Regions from separate parts of the Homo sapiens genome. Here region 2 is linked to region 1. A link is an interaction called in ENCODE POLR2A ChIA-PET data of the cell type or tissue named here. Cell type or tissue: HepG2. All regions are shown on one strand. Links, peaks and the distances in the headings refer to the core of each region. The heading gives the core; the rest is flanking DNA. Region 1 has its middle 62 kb from the start of UGT2B15. Region 2 overlaps UGT2B17 (UDP glucuronosyltransferase family 2 member B17).

Region 1 (10,245 bases), core at 3,498-8,497:
GTGTGAGCCACCGTGCCTGGCCTCAACAGTGTTTTATAGTTCTCCTTGTACGGACATTTTATCTTCCTGGTTAAGTATGTTCTTAGGTATTATATTTTTTTGCAGTTAAAAAAGTGATGGAATTTTTAAATTTGATTCTCAGCTTGGATGTTATTGCTGTATAACTGTGCTACTGATTTGTGTATATTGATTTTGTAACCTGAGATGTAACTAAATTTGTTTATCAAATCTAGGAGTCTTTTGAAGAAATCTTTAGAGTTTTCTAGGTATACAATCATATCATAAGTGAACAGTGATAGTTTGACTTCATCTTTTTCAACTTGGATGTCTTTCATTTCTTTTTTTTCCCCTGATTGCTCTGACTAGGACTTCCAGTTCTATATTGAATAGAAGTGATAAAAGTGGGCATCCTTGTCTTGTTCCAGTTCTCAGAGGGAATTTCAGCATTTCCCCATTGAGTATAATGTTGGCTGTGAGTTTGTCCTATATGGCTTTTATTACTTTGAGGTAAGTCCCTTCTATGCCTAATTTGTTGAAGGTATTTATTATAAAGCATTGCTGCATATTATCAAATACTTTTTCTGCATCCATTGAGATGATTATGTGGCTTTTGTTTTTAAATCTGTTTATGTGATGTATTCCATTTATTGACTTGCATATGTTAAAACATCCCTGTATCCCTGGGATGAAACTCACTTGACCAGGATGTATTATCTTTTTGAGGTGCTATTGGAGTCAGTTAGCTAGTATTTTGTTGAGAATTTTTGCATCTCTGTTCATCAGGGATATTAGTCTGTAGATTTTTTTGTTTTTTGTTATGTCATTTATTAGTCTGTAGTTTTGTTGTTGTTGTTATATCATTTTCTAGATACTGGCTTCACAGAATGATTTAGGAAGAATTCCCTCTTTCTTTATTTTTGGGAATCATTTCAGTGGGAATAATTGATACTAATTATTCTCTGAGTGTGTGGTATAATTCAGCTCTGAATTCTTCTGGACCTGTATATTTTGTTGTTGGTGGTAATTTCTTTAATTTCTAATTCAATCCCACTGTTACTGGTCTGTTCAGGGTTTCTACTTCTTCCTGATTTAATCTAGAAGGGTTTTATGCTTCCAGGAATTTATCTATTTCCTCTAAATTTTTTAGTTGTGTGTGTAACAGTGATCATAGTAGCCTTGAATAATTTTTTGGATTTCTCTGGTATTGGTTGTAATACCTCCTGCTTCATTCCTAATTAAGCTTGTTTGGATATTCTCTCTTATTTTCTTGGTTAATCTCACTAATGGTCTATTAATTTTGTTTATCTTTTCAAAAAACCAGCTTTTTATTTCATTTCACTTACCTTTTGTATTTTTTGTTGTAATTTCATTTAGTTCTGCTCTGATCCTTCCTATTTCTTTCTTTCTGATGGCTTTGGGTTTAGTTTGTTCTTGTTTCTAGTGTTTCTTGAGTTGTGACAATATAGATTGTCAATTTGTGCTCTTTCAGCCTTTTTGATGTAGGCATTTAATGCTATGAACCTTAGTCTTAGCACTACTTTTGCTGTTTCCCAGAAATTTTGATCACTCTGTCACTATTATCATTCATTTTAAATAATTTATTAATTTCCATCTTGATTTTTACCCAAAAATCATTGAAGAGCAAATTACTTAGTTTTCATGTATTTATATAGCTTTGAGGGTTCTTTTTGGAGTTGATTTCCAGTTTTACTTCACTATGGTCTAAGAAGATACTTGATATGATTTTGATTTTCCTGATTTTACAGAGAACAATTTTACTGATTTATTTATCAGATCTAACAATTTTTAAATGAAATCCTTGGGTTTTTCTAGATATTATACTATGTCAAATGCAATGAAGAATAACTTGACTTATTTATTTCCAATTTGAATGCACTTTATTTTATTATTATTATTTTTTGCTCCTAATTGCACTAACAACATCTTCTGGTATTATGTTATATAAGAGGACTGACAGTGGGCATCTTTCTCTTGTTCCAGTCCCTAGGAAACATTCTTTAATTTTTTTCTTGTTCAGTATGATTTTAGTCATGGATCATATATGGCCTTTATCATTTTGGAGAATGTTTCCTCTAAAGTCATTTTGATGGTTTGGTGATCTAAAACCATTATAATTTATTATATAGGGATTTGGATTTTTATGGGCTTTTTTTAGCATGTACTGAAATAATCCTATAATTCTTGGATCTGTTAATACGGTGGGTCATGTTTACTGATTTGCATGTATTGAAACATCCTTCCCTCCTCCCTTGCACGAATTCTGTGTTACCCTAGAAAATTATCTTCTTAATGTATTATTAGTTTGGTTTGCTTGTATTTTTTGAGGACTTTTGCATCTACACTTGTATTAGTCCATTTTGACACTGCTAATAAAGACATACCTGAGACTGGGAAGAAAAAGCGGTTTAATTGGACTTAGAGTTCCACATGGCTGGGGAGGCCTCAGAATCATAACGGAAGGTGAAAGGCATTTCTTACATAGTGGCGGCAAGAGAAAATGATGAAGACGTACGAGCGGAAATCTCTGATAAAATCATCAGAGCTCATGAGACTTATTCAATACCACAGGAATGGTATGGGTGAAACTGCCCCGTGATTCAAATTAACTCTCACCACGTCCCTCCCACAAAAATGTGGAACTTTTGGGAGTACAATTCAAGACGAGATTTGGGTGGGGACACAGAGCCAAACCGTATAATTCTACCCCTGGCCCCTCCAAATCTCATGTCCTCACATTTCAAAACCTATCATGCCTTCCCCAATATTCCTCAAAGTCTTAAATCATTTCAGCATTAACCCAAAAGTCCACAGTTCAAAGTCTTATCTGAGGCAAGACAAGTCCCTTCCACATATGAGCCTGTAAAATCAAAAGCAAGCTAGTTACTTCCTAGATACAATGGGGTTACTGATATTGGGTAAATATAGCCATTCCAAATGGGAGAAATTGGCCAAAATAAAGGGGTTACAGGACCCATTCAAGTCCAAAATCCACCAGGGCAGTAAAAATTTAAAGTTCCAAAATGATATCCTTTGACTCCAGGTCTCATATCCAGGTCATGCTGATGCAAGAGGAGGATTCCAATGGTCTTGGGCAGTTCAGTCCCTGTGGCCTTGCAGGGTACAGCCTCCACCCTGGCTGCTTTCATGGGCTGGCAATGAGTGTCTATGGCTTTTCCAGTTGCATGGTCCAAGATGTTTGTGCATGTATCATTCTGGGGTCTGGAGGATGGTGGCCTTCTTCTTGCTGCTCCAATAAGCAGTGCCCTGGTGGGGACTCTCTGTGGGGGCTCACAGCACACATTTTCCTTTCACACTGCCTTAGCAGAGTTTTTCCATGATGGTCTCACCCCTGTAGCAAACTTCTGCCTGGACATTCAGGAGTTTCCGTACATCTTCTAAAATCAAGGTGGAGGTTCCCAAACCCCAATTTTTGACATCCATGTACTGCAGGCTCCATACCATGTGGAAGCTGCCAAGGTTTGAGGCTTCCACCCTCTGAAGCCATGGTCTGAGTTCTACATTGGCCCATTTCAGCCACGGCTGGAGTGGCTGAGATGAAAGGCACCAAGTCTCTAGACTGCACACAGCATGTGGACCCTGAGCCCTGCCTAGGAAACCATTTTTTTCTCCTAGACCTCTGGGTCTGTGATGGGAGAGGCTGCTGCAAAGGTCTCTGACATTCCTGGAAGACATTTTCCCCATTGTCTTGAGGATTAACATTCAGCTTTTCATTACTAATGCAAATACATGCAGCCAGTTTGAATTTCTCCTCAGAAAATAAGATTTTCTTTTCTATTGCATTATTAGGCTGCAAATTTTCCAAACTTTTATGCTCTGCTTTCCTTTCAAAAAGGAATGCATTTAACAGCACCCAAGTCACCTCTTGAATGCTTTGCTGCTTAGAAATTTCTTCTGTCAGATACCCTAAATCATCTCTCTCAAGTTCAAAGTTTCACAAATCTCTAGCCCGGGGCAAAATGCCACCCGTCTCTTTACTAAAACATAACAAGAATCACCTCTGCTCTAGTTCCTAACAAGTTCCTCATCTCTATCTAAGACAACCTGAGCCTGGATTTCATTGTCCATACCATTTCCAATACTTTTGTCAAAGTCATTCAACAAGTCTCTATGAAATTCCAAACTTTCTCTCATTTTTCTGTCTTCTTCTGAGCCCTCCAAACTGTTCCAATCTTTGCCTATTACCCAGTTCCAAAGTCGCTTCTACATTTTTGGGTATCTTTTCAGCAATGCCCCACCCTACTAGTACCAATTTACTCTATTTTTCTGTTTTCACACTGTTGATAAAGACAAACCAGATACTGTGAAGAAAAAGAGGCTTGGCCAGGCGTGGTGACTCACACCTGTAATCCCAGCACTTTGGGAGGCCAAGACGTGCAGATCATGAGGTCAGGAGATTGAAACCATCCTGGCTAACACGGTGAAACCCCATCTCTACTCAAAATACAAAAAATTAGCCAGACGCCTTGGTGGGCACCTGTAGTCCCAGCTACTCGGGAGGCTGAGGCAGGAGAATGCCATGAACCCGGGGGGCAGAGTTTGCAGTGAGCCGTGATCGCGCCACTGCACTCCAACCTGGGGGACAGAGCGAGACTCTGTCTCAAAAAAAAAAAAAAAAGAAAAGAAAGAAAAGGAGGCTTAATTAGACTTAAAGTTCCTCATGGCTGGGGAGGCCTCAGAATCAGAGCAGGAGGTGAATGGCACTTCTTACATGGTAGCAGCAACAGAAAATGTGGAAGATGCAAAAGTGGAAACCCCAGATAAAACCATCAGATCTCATGAGACTCATTCACTATAATGAGAACAGTATGGAAGAAACAGTCCCCGTGATTCAAATTAACTCCCATAGGGTCCCTCACACAACACATGGAAATTATGGGAGTACAATTCAAGATGATATTTGGGTGGGGACACAGAGCCAAACCATATCAATACTCATCAGTGATACTGGCTTGTAGTTTTATTGTTTTGTTATGCCCATGCTTTGTTTTTGTGTAAGAGTAACATTATCCTCATAGAATGAGTTTGAATTATTCCCTTTTTTTTTTATTTCTCTTTTTCTTTTCTTTTTTTTTTTTGAAAAGGTTGAGTCAGATTGGTATCAAGCTGTTACATGTTGGGTATAATTCAAAAGTGGGATCATAAGTTTCTGAACCTTTTTATTTTGATGAAAGACATTTTATTACTTCAATAACAGCTTCAATCCCTTGCCCATTATTATTTGTTTGATGTTTTCAACCGCTTTATAGTTCAATCTTAGTAAGTTTTGAGTCCAGAAATTCATATATTTCTTCTAGGTTTACTATTAATTTATCATAACAATTCTAATAGTTTTGTATTATTTTGGTCTCAGTTTTTATGTCTCTTCTTTTTCCATTTCTGATGGTTTTTATTTGCATCTTGTCTATGTTTTTCTTGCTTAACTTAGCTAAAGGTTTGTTAACATCATTGATCTTTGAAACAAGTCAGGGTCACTGGTCTGGTTGTCTAAGGTGTTATCAGAGCTTGTGATCTCAGGACCAAAAAAATTAAGAAGCGTGGTTACAAAGGGTGAGGTTGGAGCAAAAATTTAATAACAAAAAAACAAAGCTCTCGGCAGTGGAGAGGGTTCCCTGATGGTTGCTGTGTTACGGTTGTATTCAAAAGCTCTTATGAGGAACTGCTTTCATCTCTGTAACTGAGTAACTTTTCTTATCTATAAAACTGCCTGCATAGTTTCATCTCTGTAACTGAGTAACTTTTCTTATCTATAAAACCGCCTGCATATCTCCCAGTTATTCTCTGTCATTGTGGATATGTCTCCAGGAAAGCACAAAGTGCTGTTTCTTGCGTTTGTATAATGATGGGTTTGTTTTAGGTACACCCCCCTCCTCTCTTTGCAAATTCCCATGGAGCCCACTGTGTACATGTCTGAAAAGGGGAGGACACTTTTTCCTGGGAGCTTACTAATCATACAAAGAGCAAAGGGTTTCTATGCTGGACATTGCATGCCTTGCCTGCTTATCTGTGGCTTATCTGTGCAGGTGCACTGTAGCTGTGATTTTTTTTTTAGGCAGGCAGCTTCTGCAGTCTGAGTTTTTCCCCAAGCTGCTCTATTTTTCCTGTAGTTGTGAGTTTTCAGGAAGGCAGCATTTTTGAGGACCAGCCTTAATTGTTTACTTAACTGATTTTCTCTTTTCTTCTCCATCATCTTCACAAAAAAACAACTTTTTGTTTCATAGATCTTTTGTATTGTGTTTATTTTAGCCTCAAATTTATTTAACTGTGTTCTGGTCTTTATAATTTCTTTCTTTCTATTAGCTTTGGGTTTGGTTTGTTCCTGCTTTTTTAGTTCTTTGATGTATAGGATTAGGTTATTTGAAGTCTTTCAACTTTTTTGATACAGATGTTTGTTACAAGAAACTTTCTTCTTACAGTTTTTTTGGCCATCTTCCATAGATGTTGGTATGCTGTACTTCCATTTTCATTTGTCTCACAAAATTTTTAAATTTTCTTCTTAATAACTTCATTGACATGTTTGTCATTTAGCAGTATGTTTAATTTCCATGTGTTCATGTCTGTTTTCCAGATTCTTCTTTTAATTTATTTTTTGTTTTATTTCATTGTGGTCAGAAAATATACTTCATATGATACTTGTGTTTTTGAATTTGTACAGGCTTGTTTGGTAGCCTATCATAGAATTAAGGGAGACATTTTTTGTGCTAATAAAAAGAATGTCTATTCTACAGCAATTATGTGAAACTTTCTGTATATGTCAGTTAGGCCCTTCATATCTAGTGTGTACTTTAACTCTGATGTTTCTGTGTTGATTTTCTTCCTGGATAATCTTTCCATTACAGAGAATGGGGTGTTAAAGTCTCCTACTATTGCTGTGTTGCATGCTAGTTTTGCCTTTAGGTCTGTTAATGTTTGCTTTACATGCTTGAGAGCTCAGGTTTTGGTAAGTATAATGACTAAATCTTGCTAAACTGACCCCTTCATTATCATGTAGTTACTGTCTTTGTTTTTTGTTTTTTTTTTCCCGTCTGATTTGTAATCTGTTTATAACTACACCTGTACTTTTCTGGTTTCTAGTTGCATGGAATATATTTTGCCATCCCTTCACTTTCAGTCTATGTATGGCTTTATAAGTGAAGTGGGTTTCTTTAAGGCAGCATGATTCTTTATTCAGCCATTCTATGTCTTTTAACTGAGAACTGAGACAATTTACATCCATTTTTATTATTGACAAGTAAGGCTTACTAGAGCCATTTTGTTGATTGTTTACTGTTTGTTTTTAGACTCCTCTCTTCCTTCCTTCCTGTCTTTCTTCATAATTAGGTGATTGTCTCTGGTAGTATATTTCAAGTTGCTGCTTTTTAAGTACATCAATGATAGATTTCTTAACTGTGGTTACCAGTAGACTTACAGAAAACCATTTTAGAGATATGGCATGTTATTTTAAAGAGATCACAACTTAGATTGCAAATAAAATTATAAAATAAATAAGGGCAAAAGTCACAGAAAATGTATATACTTTAACTCAATCACCTACCCATTTTGACTCATAGTTATCTTGATTTACATATTTGTATATCATCTGTTTCTTAACCGGTTGCTATAGTTGTTATGTTTTCTGGGATAGGTGAAATGCAGAACACAAATTCAGTACTAGCTTATTCTGGGTTTTTGCATGTACTCAATTTTACCACTTGTTTTTATACCTTGAAAAGTTACTTTTTGCATGATAGTGTTTTACTCTTTCTGACTGAAGAGCTCCCATTAGCATTTTTTGCAAGATGGGTCTGGTGGTGGAGTCTCAGGACTTTTCCTTAGTTCAGCTAAAGATGGGATCCTTGTCTGTCCCATGGCCACAAAAATTTAGGCTCACAGATGGTTTGAATGTCGAGGACTCTGAAAGGCCAGAGTCCCCCTGCTAGAGTGCTTCCTGCTCAAAGCTTGAATCCCAGCTTCCACACAGAAAGAGGAGGGGCCTGGCTCTTCCCCACTGCAAATGGCACAAACTTGCTGAGGTTCCACCCCAGTGAACATTTTTCTCAGTGTTCAAGCTCTTTGGAGATTCTCTGGGGACCACCTCCTACCTGGCTGTCTCTTTCCCCCTTGTAAAGAAGTACATCTGAATGCTATTTGAAAGAGCATAAGGAAGATCAATCTTTACTGCTTCCTGCTGACAAGGGGTGCTGTTTTTGGGAAATGGTGGTCAGAGCTCACTCACAGGCCTATCTAAGAGTTCCCCCAGCAGAAAGGGCCATTGTCAGAGACTCTGCTTGCATTATTGTTTGGAGTTTGATGCCCTGAAGGCAAGAACAGACAAACTAGGTTATTAGAAAACATGTATCAAAATGAAACAAGGGGAGGAGTAAGGATAGCTCAAAAATTCTGAGGCCTTTTATCACTTTGCACAGGGAGAGAAAGGCCAAAAGCCAGACTGGTAAAATACCCTTTTGCTGGCATGTTGGTCTTCTGGGTTCCCTTCTTCTGGGCCCAATCTTTAGCCAACCAGCTTAAGGTTTGGAAAGTTAACTCTTTCCAGTTTGGAAGATGCATCTGAGGGGAATGTCCCAGAATACGGAGACATAATTACCTATCCGTGAAGAGAGAACAGAGGAGAAGAAAGGAAAAAGAAGGCACCTTTTAAAGAAGTCCCAGGGGGTCATGATGCATTCAAAATGGGTACAGACTGAAGGTGAATGGCTACTCACCTAGGAAGAGGGTGGCAGGTGTCCCTAGTTCTCTTCTCTTTCTAGCAGATACCTGGGGTACATGAGGGAGAAAGAGCATCCTCTTTTCTTCTTCCGTCCTTGCTTCCCCGAGTGCTGGTAACCTTGGTATGTGCTGAAACAGGTGTCAAAGCAACATGCACCCATGAACCAGTGGGGCCTAGGGGGTGAGAACATTCACTCTTACCCACTTACCCACATACACCCTATCTCCCCTGCTTTCAGTAGTCTGGGAGTCCCTAGACCTCATCTATGCCATGGATACTAACAAGGCTTTTATCCATGAACCAGGGAGCTTGGGCTTCACTTAATTGGCAGGAAACAGCCACACTCACCTGCACTGTGCATTTTGTTGCACAAAGTAGGGGCTTATCCTGCCTTAGGGACTGACTCTTTTTCAGGTTTGATATCTGCATGTTTTCCTTGGCCTGGCTCTTATAAAACCCCACCCAGGAACTGGGTTTTCTCCTGCCTGTCTGCGTGTGTGTTATGTGTAATGTCTGCAGAAAGAGCTCTAAATGATTTTGGCCTGAAAAAGACAAACACTTGCATCTAATATTTTTTAAAGAGAAGTTAAAAACTGTGGTACCGTTCAGTTCACGTGACTTTAATCTTTGAGAAATAGGAAGAGGCTTAAAGATTAATGGTAAAAAGCAGATGTCATTACAGTGTAAATAGGTGGACTAAATAACGCAATGGTGTCTTTGTCCATCTCAGGGCCATGAAAATTTAGGCTGGCAGATGGTTCAACAGGTGAGTAAAGCAGGGTTTTATTGGGTGAAAAGGAAAAAAAAAGGGGAAACAGGGATCTTCCACAAGGCTGGAGACCCCTGCCAGAGTGCTTCCCACTAGCAGCTTGAATCCCAGGTTCCACATGGGATATTTGCCGGGCTCCTCCCTGTTGCAAACAGTGCAAAATTCCTGAGGTTCCACCCCAGTGCACATTCCTCCCAGTGCACAGGCTTGTTGGAGATTCTCTGGGGACCTCCTTCTCCTCTGACTAGCTCAGTGGTCAATTCTATGTTTTGTTTGCCTGGTAAATACTTCATCTCTCATTTATATTTGATTGATAATTATTTTTGTTTCAATATTTTTTGGTGGCATCCTTTTGTGTTGAGCACTTTGAAAACATCATTCCAGTCCTTCCTGGTCTGTATAGTTTCTTTTGGGAAGTCTATCTCCATAAATATTGGCGCTGTTTTATATGTTATTTGCTTTCACTTGCTGATTTCAATCTTTTTTCTTTAATGTATTTTTTTTTGTCCTTTGTGACTTTGATTATTTTGTTAATTGGGGTAGTCTTATTTGGGTTTGCATTGTGTTCTAAGACCTTTCTGTACCTGGACATTTTATGTTTCTCAAGTTTTGAAAAGTTTTTTGTTACTATTTTTTTGAATGAGCGTTCTACCCTTGCTCTTACTCACATCTCTCTTGAACACCAATAATTCTTAGACTGGGTCTTTTGAAGTAATTTTCTATATTTTGT
Region 2 (10,245 bases), core at 2,926-7,925, 180 kb before region 1:
GTAAACTAGTTCAACCATTGTGGAAGTCAGTGTGGCGATTCCTCAGGGATCTAGAACTAGAAATATCATTTATCTAGCATTCCCATTACTGGGTATATACCCAAAGGGTTATAAATCATGCTTCTATAAAGACATGTGCACAAGTATGTTTATGGAGGCACTATTCACAATAGCAAAGACTTGGAACCAACCCAAATGTCCAACAATGATAGACTGGATTAAGAAAATGTGGCACACATACACTATAGAATACTATGCAGCCATAAAAAATGATGAGTTCATGTCCTTTGCAGGGACATGGATGAAGCTGGAAACCATCATTCCCAGCAAACTATCGCAAGGACAAAAAACCAAACACCGCATGTTCTCACTCATAGGTGGGAATTGAACAATGAGAACACGAGGACACAGGAAGGGGAATATCACACACCGGGGCCTGCTTGGGGGTAGCGGGAGTGGGGAGGGATAGCATTAGGAGATACACTTAATGTTAAATGACGAGTTAATGGGTGCAGCACACCAACATGGCACATGTATACATATGTAGCAAAGCTGCACCTTGTGCACAGATACCCTAAAACTTAAAGTATAATAAAAAAAATTACTTTGGGCAGCATGGCCATTTTTACAATTCTGATTTTTTTATCCATGAGGATGGAATGTTTTTCCATTTGTTTGTGTCCTCTCTTAATTCCTTCAGCAGGGTTTTCTATTTCTCCTTGAAGAGGTCCTTCACGTACCTTGTTAGGCATATTCCTAGGTATTTTATTCTCTTTGTTGCAATTGCAAATGGGAATTTATTCGTGATTTGGCTCTGCTTGTGTATTGTTGGTGTATAGGAATACTTGTAATTTTTGCATATTGATTTTTCTATCCGGAGGCTTTGCTGAAGTTGCTTATCAGCTTAAGGAATTTTAGAACTGAGATGAAGGGGTTTTCTAAATATAGAATTATGTCATCTGCAAATAGAGACAATTTAACTTCTTCTCTTTCTATTTATAGAATACCCTTTATTTCTTTTTCTTGCCTGATTGCCCTAGTTCACATTTAAATCCACCATTTTATTCTATATATTTTTGTTTTCTAACCTGTTTTCTGTTTCTTTGCTTTTTTACTTTATTTGAAGTATTTTAAATCATTTCTTGTCTTACTAATTTTTTGGTAAAGTGTTTTTAATGTATTCTCTTAGCTGGTACCACCTTACATCATAATAATATTGGTAGGATTAATAGACTCTGAATTGATGGTAGCTGGTGTAGTCACAGCATTTTCCATATTATTTCCCTTGGATTATGGAAAACTATTACATATTTATTTTATCAATATTAAAACCTTCATGTTTCAAAAGGCATCCTCCAAAAAGTAAAAAAAAAAAAAAATCTATCTGCCCATAGTGGAAGAAAATATATGAAAATCGTATATTTGATAAGGGATAGTATCTATAACATATTAATAATTCTTATGAATCCATAATAAGGTAAATAGAAAAATGACAAAATGTTCACAAGATTAAAATAGAAATTTTATCTAAGGAAGATGCATGAATGATCAGTAAGCACATGAAAAGAGGGTTAACATCTTCAGCCATAAGGAAATGCAAATGAAAACCATAATGAGAGACCACTTTACACACACTAGAAAGGCTGTAATAGAAAGACAGGTGATAACAAGTGTTGGGAAGAGTGTGAAGAAATTAGAGCCCTCCTATCCAGCTGGTGGTAATGAAAAATGATGCAAATACTTTGAAAAACAGTTTAGCCATTCTTCATAAACAACAATTTCCCATATGCCTCAGCAAGTCCACTCCTAGCCTCTCCTCAAAAGAAGTAAAAACATATTTTTACACAGAAAATATGTATAACAATATTCGTAAGTGCCAAAATTGGAAAGACCTAAAATGTCCATGCCCTGATAAATGGGTAATTTTGGTATAAACATATCAAAGAATATTATATAGAAATAAAAATGAATGAGTTCTGATACATCCAACAACATAAATAAAACTAAAAATAATTATGCTAAGTGAAAGAAGTCGTTTACAAAACACTATAAATTGTATGATTTCATTTATATAAAATATGTGAAGAGAATAATCTATTGAGAAACAAAGTAAGTCGGTATTTTTCTAGGACTGGAGGTGTATTGGGAGTGACTTCATGCATTTTGAGTTTAATTTGAGCTCACAAAAATGTTATTTAGGGTTGTGGCTTCGTAACTATGTAAACATACTAAATATATTTAGATTTTAAATTTTAGTGAATGTTATGCTATGCAAATTGTAACTCATTTTCAAATTGATTAAAATAATGATAATAATAAAAATAAATTTTTGAGAAAGAATAGATTCATACTTTCAGAAATTTTAGGTATTGAATTGAAATATTTTATCATATTTCTCTAGTTACATAATTTCTATTGTGTATTCTATCATTAAAAATATTTAAAATAATTATGTACATATCTTTAATTTTTTTGATTTTATAATTCATTGCAGTCATTGGTGACCCATTAAATCTGTGGGGTTGAAATGTAACTTTGAAATAATTGTCTGGTGGAAAATAAGAGCAGATTTTACATTGGTTAAATCACTTCAATCCCTTCAAAATTAGTCTCTTAACAAAGGGTTCAAACTCATATTCACTGTTGACAAAATAATTTGTAAGTACCACCTGGTCACAAAATTGTAATACTCACATAGGGTCATTAATGACTGACTTCAATGCATTGAGCAAATCTCTACTTGACATGGTCCTGATGTCCACACTGAGGGCTGCTCCCTTGGCTTTCATGTGAGCAATGTTATCATGTTGATCCGCAAACAAGGGAATGCCCACCATAGGGATCCCATGGTAGATTGCCTCATAGATGCCATTGGTTCCACCATGAGTTATAAAAGCTTTGGTTTTGGGATGACCTAAAAGTGGATGCATTTTAACAAAGTTATTAATTATAAGGCACAGGAATTGAATAAGAAATGCACAATATAAGGAACTTAAAGCAAAACTGTTCCCTAGGTAACATTATACCCACAAAACTGCATTGAAATTGTTTTCAAATTTCAGAGGAAGAAGCACCTACTTCTGCTGGAAAGGTAAGTGAAGGCTACATGAAAAGGTGGTGGTCTGTGTGTCTTCACAGTGGAAACATAAATTTAAAAGTTTGCCAGGTGAACAAAATGAAAAAACATATTCTTAATTAAAAAATTAAAATGTGCAAAAAAGAAAAGAATAAGATTTGGTATACAAGAACATAGTCTCTTAAGTAGTATAAATTATGCAGTCACATTTATATATTTAAAAAATATTTAAATAGTTAAAATATTTAAAATACTTAAATTTTTTTTTAAAGGCAGCAAGGAGTAGGGTGGAGGTGGTGCTGAGGAAGGACAGGTTACACATCATCATGAAATGTGTTATCACTTTATGATAAAGATTGGTGATTTATTCCCACAGAAAATAGAGTCACTGGTAATAGAAGAATGTCTGTTATTTTTCAGTACCTGTTGAAATAACCCTGCAGTAGGGGAAGGAACAGATGTAAAGTTGCAGAAATAAGAGACAGAAAATCCAGGATGTTATTTAAAACCTGTGAGAGGTAATTACACCTGAATAAAGAGATTTTTATTCTGACCATAAAGAATGTGACTGTATGTAACAAAATGCCAACTACCATAGTGTATTCTTCTTATACTAAGACTAGAAAATAAATATAAAGTAGTTAAATTTGATTTTTTTTTAGTTTTCCAATAATAAATGTTAAATATGTTTGTTTTATGTTGAAATATTATCACTTCTAATTGGCTGTTACTAATATATTCAGTATTTGTTCTCCAGAGTCTTACCAAGAAGGTCATTCTGGGGTAACCACTTATACAGTCGAGTATTGGAACCTAAAGTATTTGGCTTCTTGCCATCAAATCTCCATAGAACCTGTTAGGGCAAGGAAAATATCTTGTTCAATGAATAGAACTCTAAAAATATAACTTGTTAGAATTCTGAAGAGATTAATAATCAGTTAATCCATATAAAAGATGAAGAAATAAGAAGAAGTGATGTCAAGTAATGAGAACTACTAAAAGTCTGAGGTAAGCTGAATACCCACATTTAATATCTTTACTTTTATAATCAATTTGGTATATAAAAAAATGACATTTCTAACTTAATAGCTAGACACATGAGAGTGTGAGAGGAAAATAAATCTTGGTGCCCCAAAATCTATGCTAAAGGGAAAAGTTAAGCTGCTCAGGGCAAACCTACTTCCCATTCTATTCAAAGTCAGCCCTTGGCTCACTGAGATAAATGCATATCTAATTGCCTCATTTGGAGAGGCTAATCAGAAACTCAAAGGAATTCAGCCATTTGTCTCCTATCTACCTATGACCTGGAAGCCCCTTCCATGCTTCAAGTTGCTCTGCCTTTGTTTCTAGTTGTCCCCCATTTCTGGACTGAACAAATGTCCATCTTATATAAGTTGATTGATGTCTCATGTATCCCTAAAATGTATAAAACCAAACTGTCCCCCCACCACCTTGGGACACATGTCACCAGGACCCCCTGAGGCTGTGTCATGGGTGCACATTTTCAACCTTGGCAAAATAAACTTTCTAAATTAACTGAGACCTGCCTCAGATATTCAGGGTTCACATTTTGGTAACCATGAAGAGACTCTGAGTGGAGGTTCCCTGACCTTTGATAAATGTCCTGTCAGTGCTTGGTACCAGCATGAGCTAACTTTATGGCTCAAACAAATAAGACAATTGGCTGAGGTCTGGGAGCAACCCCTCCAGAGAATCCCTGATACCCCAAAATTCAGTCAAGACCAAAAGTTTATTTTGCTGTACAACTCCTTTTTTTTTGTTTTTTATTTTTTTTTGGAGTTTTACTTGCTTCCTACAAGAAAGGCAATATTTCCTGTTTCCATGACAATGGAAGGCAGGTAACTCTATGGAGTTTGAGCTCACTCCCAGGAGGGAGGATAAATTTGAGGTTTCTTTCCTACTTCTAGGACGACAGAGGGCAGTTTTAGCCTGAAACCCATCCGTAGGTAAATAGCTGAATTGGGGTTTTGTCTTGGTTAATGTTTAACAACTAGCTGGACTTAATTTCTCCTTACCATTACAGTGCTTAATGATCACATTTTTGGGAGTATTTTTTTTGTACATTCCAGTATTTCTCCCATCAGATTTGACAAACTTTACCTGACTTGATCATATCTGAGTGAGAATTCCAAATTGTGGGTAACAAAGCCTGTCTAATTTGGTGAAAATTCTTCACAGATGCAAAAGAGAAAACAAAACAAAACCTAAAAACCATGCTCTTGGTTTCTGTGTTTGCTTCCTGTCTTTAAAAAAACAAATGTTCTTTTGTTTACTTTTCCTCCACCCTATACCTCCTTTTGTCTTTTGCCATTTGTAGTACCAAAAATCTAGAGAAGGCTTCTAATGATTTGAACTCTTTTAAAGAATTCAGAACAAAGGCACCACTCACCCCTTTGGGGGTGCTCTGTTTTCTTTGTGGAGTTTCAAGAGTTGTGGGCAGATTTTTTCTTAGGTCCAAAGCTCTGTTTTCCTATGTTGAATGACCTGATCTCTTTGGCTTCGAGATTACCACAGATTACCTTGTACTGTGAGAGGATTTTACCTTGGCGTGTGTAATGGCAGACGAGTTACAAAGTAGAGGGTGGCTGAGTACAGTTTACTGGAAGTAGTATTGACTGTTGTTATTTTTTTCCTCCTAGGAAGTTGTTGTTTAAGAATCCTAATTCTAGTTTGGAGATGTGTTGTAAAGGGTCTCCTCTATTGTTTTTATTCCCCAAATTAATCTCATTTGGCTTGTCTGTGTGGATTTGTGTGAGAAACTGAACTGTGGTTTACATAGGAAAATGAAAGACTGAGTTTTCTCAGCTCCAAAGTGAAAGGGCATCTGCTCCTCCCAGGCAAAAGGCACCCCTAAGCAACTGGGGGCCTTGTGGGAGTGTCTTGGGTTTGACCCCCTATGACATGCAGTGGTCCTGCAGGGAAATCCCCAAGAAAAATTAACTTTTAAAAAAAGGCTAGTCCAGGAAACACATATGAGGGCAGATCACCCAGCATTTTGAGCCCTCTCAGAGGTCATACACCTCTGGAGGGAGAAACTGAGACACGTAAGAGGGTGGAAACAACTCAGTGGTGACACACTGTGGAGTACTGCCCACAAGCAGCACACATTGATTCACCACACATAAACCCTAGGCCACAGCTCAGTTCCTCCTTTTAGGAAAAAAAGTGGGAAACAAATAATCTAAGAATGATGAGAAAAGAAGAAGAATGATCCCCTGATATCGCCTGTTTGGATTTATGACACCTCTACTTGGCAGAGTTTATGTAAAATGAAGGTAATACGGTCTTTGTGCACATATACATTAAGAGCCCTAAGGTTGTCCTACAAACTGTAGAGTTCCTAAGTTCTCTCTTTTTTAAAAATTTTCTTTTATTCTTGCTTTAAATTTGCTTTTATTTTTCTATTAAGTTAAAAACCACTGTTTTGATTCAACAGGTTTTTGTCTGCAAGCTGGTGATTTTTTTTTATCTCATAGCTAAATTTCTGAAGTAAAAACCACATAATCTTTTGTGTGTGTGTAAGTGTTTGCATATATTTAAAAGGCCATTATAATTTCTATAATTTTATGTTTAATTGGCAATTAAATCCATTTTATTTTCCTTCTAGCACACCAATTTTTTTCTCTGTGTACATTATGATGTAAATTTTGCTATTTGATTTTCACCTGAATGGTTTCTTTTAATATGCAAATGTAAGATTATTTAGCTCACAACTGCCTATGGTGATCAAGTATTCATACAGATTACCTATTGAAACAGGTTATCAAGAATTTGAAAGTCTAATATGGCAAAGAGGAGTTTTTATAAACCTGTAAGATGTACTTCTGTTGGCATGCTTACTACATCTATGTATTTATGTGTTTTGTACACAATGTTTTATTACTGAAAATATATAAAAGAGCTCTAATTAATTGGCTTAAGAAAATAAAAGTGCTTGAATTAAATACTTTGCCAGAAAAAAAGACTAATTAAATGCTTTTTCAAGTTTATGTAACTTAAATAAAATCTTTTATAAATAAGATAACAACAATTATTGATAAAGTATGATAATATTAGAAATGCATTAAGACTTGCCAGCATACATTTTTGTTTGCATTTATTAATCAAGAAATTTCATACTTATTCTTGCCAAATACTTTAAGGTGTCAAAATTTGACATAGGGGTTACAAAACTGTAAACCAAGCCCAAAACAGAATGATCTTCACTTGTGTAATTTTTAATAAATAAGACATTAATATTGGTTTAATGCAAATAGCTACACCTTGAATTAAGTAAGATTATCATAACTTCTCATCTTGTGGCCTTAAGCAATCTAGTCCACAGGCATTAAGCTTTGTTTTGGGAAAAGACTGTTATCATTTTTATTTCAAAGCTAAACTATAAACTAAGTTCCTCCTTAAGTTAGTTTGGCCTACACCCAGAAATAAACACGGAGAGCTTGGAGGTTAAAAGCAAGATGGAGTTAGGTCAGATCTTTTTCACTGTCTCAGTTATAATTTTGCAATGGCAATTCCATAACTTTAAATGATGACTACCACACTTTTCACAAATATTCTAGGTAAATGACTAAATAATTAGGTAAATGTAATGGGATAAATACTTATAGACAAACTCATAATTTAGAATCTAAGGTTATATTAAATTAAATAATAGATATTTCATTGTTTGGGTATTTTTAAAAAAAAATTTGTAGGAAAACATTCTTTCCAAAAAAAAGTGCATCTTTTTTAAAAAGGTGAAGAAGTGTTGTCTAATTCAAAGCTTATTTAAAGGTTATGTATAAAACAAGGTAAAAGGAACCAGGAAGTAAGGGAGATGTAAAGAAAGTTATAAAAATAAAAAGTTTTTTTTTTTTTTTTTTGTAAAAAGCTTGAAGAGAAATAATTTTATATGAGAAAGAATCTTGTGTGGTAAATTTAGTCCTAGAATAAAATGATCAGTTGTGTAAGAAAGAAGGATGTTCAGGACAAACCAGAAAGTCCAAACATATCATGAATGATCTGTGTAAGTCACAATAAGAAGATTAAAAAAACTTTTATATGATCAAGTTGTCTATAATTAAAGGGAAATTATAATGGTGTTTCTACAGATTGGGCTTGATGTAAAAAAAGCACTTATGCACTAAATAATTGGTTAGAACAATAACATTTTCTTAAGGGATTGATTTACTCTTAAAATATTATGAGTTTTTTTTTTTTAACCCAAAGTTTAACTTTTCTTGCATCTCACTGTTTTTGGTTTTCTCTCCCCTTTTAAAGGGTGTGAAATAGTAACACTCTCCTTCAACTCATTTTCAACTCATGTAAGTTTTTTCCTCAAGTTCTGTTTGTTGTGGCATAATGCTAACAGTGTTTTCTAAAAGCTATTCAACTCCTCAAGGTCCAGGGACTATCACAGAAGAGGTGGGTGTGTGAGATTGAAAGAACTGATACTAAGAGATAAAATAAGTTCCGTTTATGCATAAATTAATCATTAATGTCAAAGACACACTAATGCAAGACCAACATATGGGCCCCTGTGTCAGATTAACAAGGTTTTCTTGAAGCATAAACTGACTTCTTAATAAAGATTATAAACGTTATGAAAGGCTGAGGAAAGTTATATCTTATGGTCAAGATTAGAATTTTATAGATTGTTCATACAATTTTGAAAAACAAACTTATTTGGCTTCATGCTGTTTTATTAGGGCTTATTGTTTGGCAAATTGAGTCTCCTCTCTCAAAGAATGAAGATTTTTGCCTTTTTTTGAAATCCTTGAGTTACTACTTTAGTCAAATGAATGCTTTATTTTACCTGTGATATCAAGCTTTTTAATCCTTTGATATTTGACAAATTTTCCAAAATTATGTTTTTTTCTGACCTAAGTAATCCTTTAATTTATTAGTTTCCCTAAAGTCCAAAAATGACATAATTTGGCTTATTTGGTATAAAAATTATACAGGGAACATTGTCAAACATGAAATGGTGTTTGGTCTTTTTGAGCTGTATTTATATAAATATGTTATTGGCATGTGTTCCAAAATTATGGGAAACTCCTATAATTCTGATATGACTTAGTGTGTACATTATCAGTAATAATTATATTTGTTATGTTAAGTTATTGTGTGCCACAGAGGTAACAAATTTCCTTGTCCATTGTGTCTTTGACTGAGGCTGCCCTAAAACTTTTTGTCATCCACAGACAATTGTTGTCTGACTTTGGTCCTCTTTAGAAGGCGATTTTATACTCAGCCATGAAATTCTAACAGGTGCTCTTGAAAAAAAGTTTTTGATAATTTTGGAGATTGTGACATTAGAATGGAAGAAAAACTTTCAGGACTCATGGAGAACTAAAATGTTCATGAATATCAAGCAGAACAGGAATTAACTACATGGACTGAAATAATAGAAAACTAAAGTAATCTTTTTGACTTTGCTTAAAACATTGCTGATCCTTTGTTTTGTTTTGTTTTTTTTTTTAGAGTGAAGGAATCTTTCTTTTTTTGAGCTATTAACAGCTTTTAACAATTTAGTATACTCCTATGAAAAAAATTTAGAACATATTTGTTTCCCTCTACCTGATTTTTCAGAATTTGGAAACTATTTGTGAGTATTTTTTACTTTTGTCAATACAGTTATTTGCATAAGTGCAATAAGAATCTATTTTCATTTTTAACAAAACACAATTGGAGAAACTGGTTATTTTATCAAGGCTTCCACTGGAATGGTGGGCTTTCCTTTAGGGAATCAAACTTAACTTATGGAGCCAATAAAACCCCTTGGGAAAACTGGCCTCATACCTTCATCTATAAGGTCCCTGTACAGGGTTCCTGAACTGTGTTAAGCAAAGAATGTAACTTTCTGACAGGCCCAGGAGCCCCAAGTTTATTTTGGAACCCCAAGAGGAGAGGAATTCACCCAACTCATAGGTATTTGATGGTACAAATCTATGGCTTGCCTCAGCTTTAAAAAAGTCCTATCTGAGATTCTTTCTATAAGACAAAGTTCCATCAAAGCCACTTTAAAAGCCTATGTAAATAAAAAATTATTCTTCCTCCTCTGTATACAATAATCAGGCCAAGTATAATAAAGCAAATCAGTTGTACCATGGTTTGTCTTTAGTAAAATTGGGAAACTGAAGACAGAAAAATTATGTTTCAAAAATAAC

Evidence for each region. Peaks named below come from ENCODE experiments on the same cell type or tissue, not always from the same donor. Only the 100,000 strongest peaks of a DNase experiment are listed, where the experiment ranks them.
Region 2: POLR2A ChIA-PET joins it to region 1 with 6 read pairs; 1 of 35 experiments calls an interaction of 5 or more read pairs at or near these places.

Annotation. Positions count from the first base shown.
Region 1 is chr4:68,727,335-68,737,579 of GRCh38, forward strand. No RefSeq gene overlaps it. Among named protein-coding and RNA genes, the nearest start is that of UGT2B15, 62 kb to the left of the region's middle. In HepG2, for the core only: no CTCF peak of the experiment used is centred there; a DNase peak (open chromatin) is centred at 5,767; H3K4me3 peaks cover 713 bases.
Region 2 is chr4:68,547,983-68,558,227 of GRCh38, forward strand. It overlaps UGT2B17 (UDP glucuronosyltransferase family 2 member B17), which reads right to left. Exons shown (of 7, transcript NM_001077.4): 5 at 3,842-3,929; 6 at 2,695-2,914. Among named protein-coding and RNA genes, the nearest start is that of UGT2B17, 23 kb to the right of the region's middle. In HepG2, for the core only: a CTCF peak has its summit at 5,024; DNase peaks (open chromatin) are centred at 5,029 and 5,499.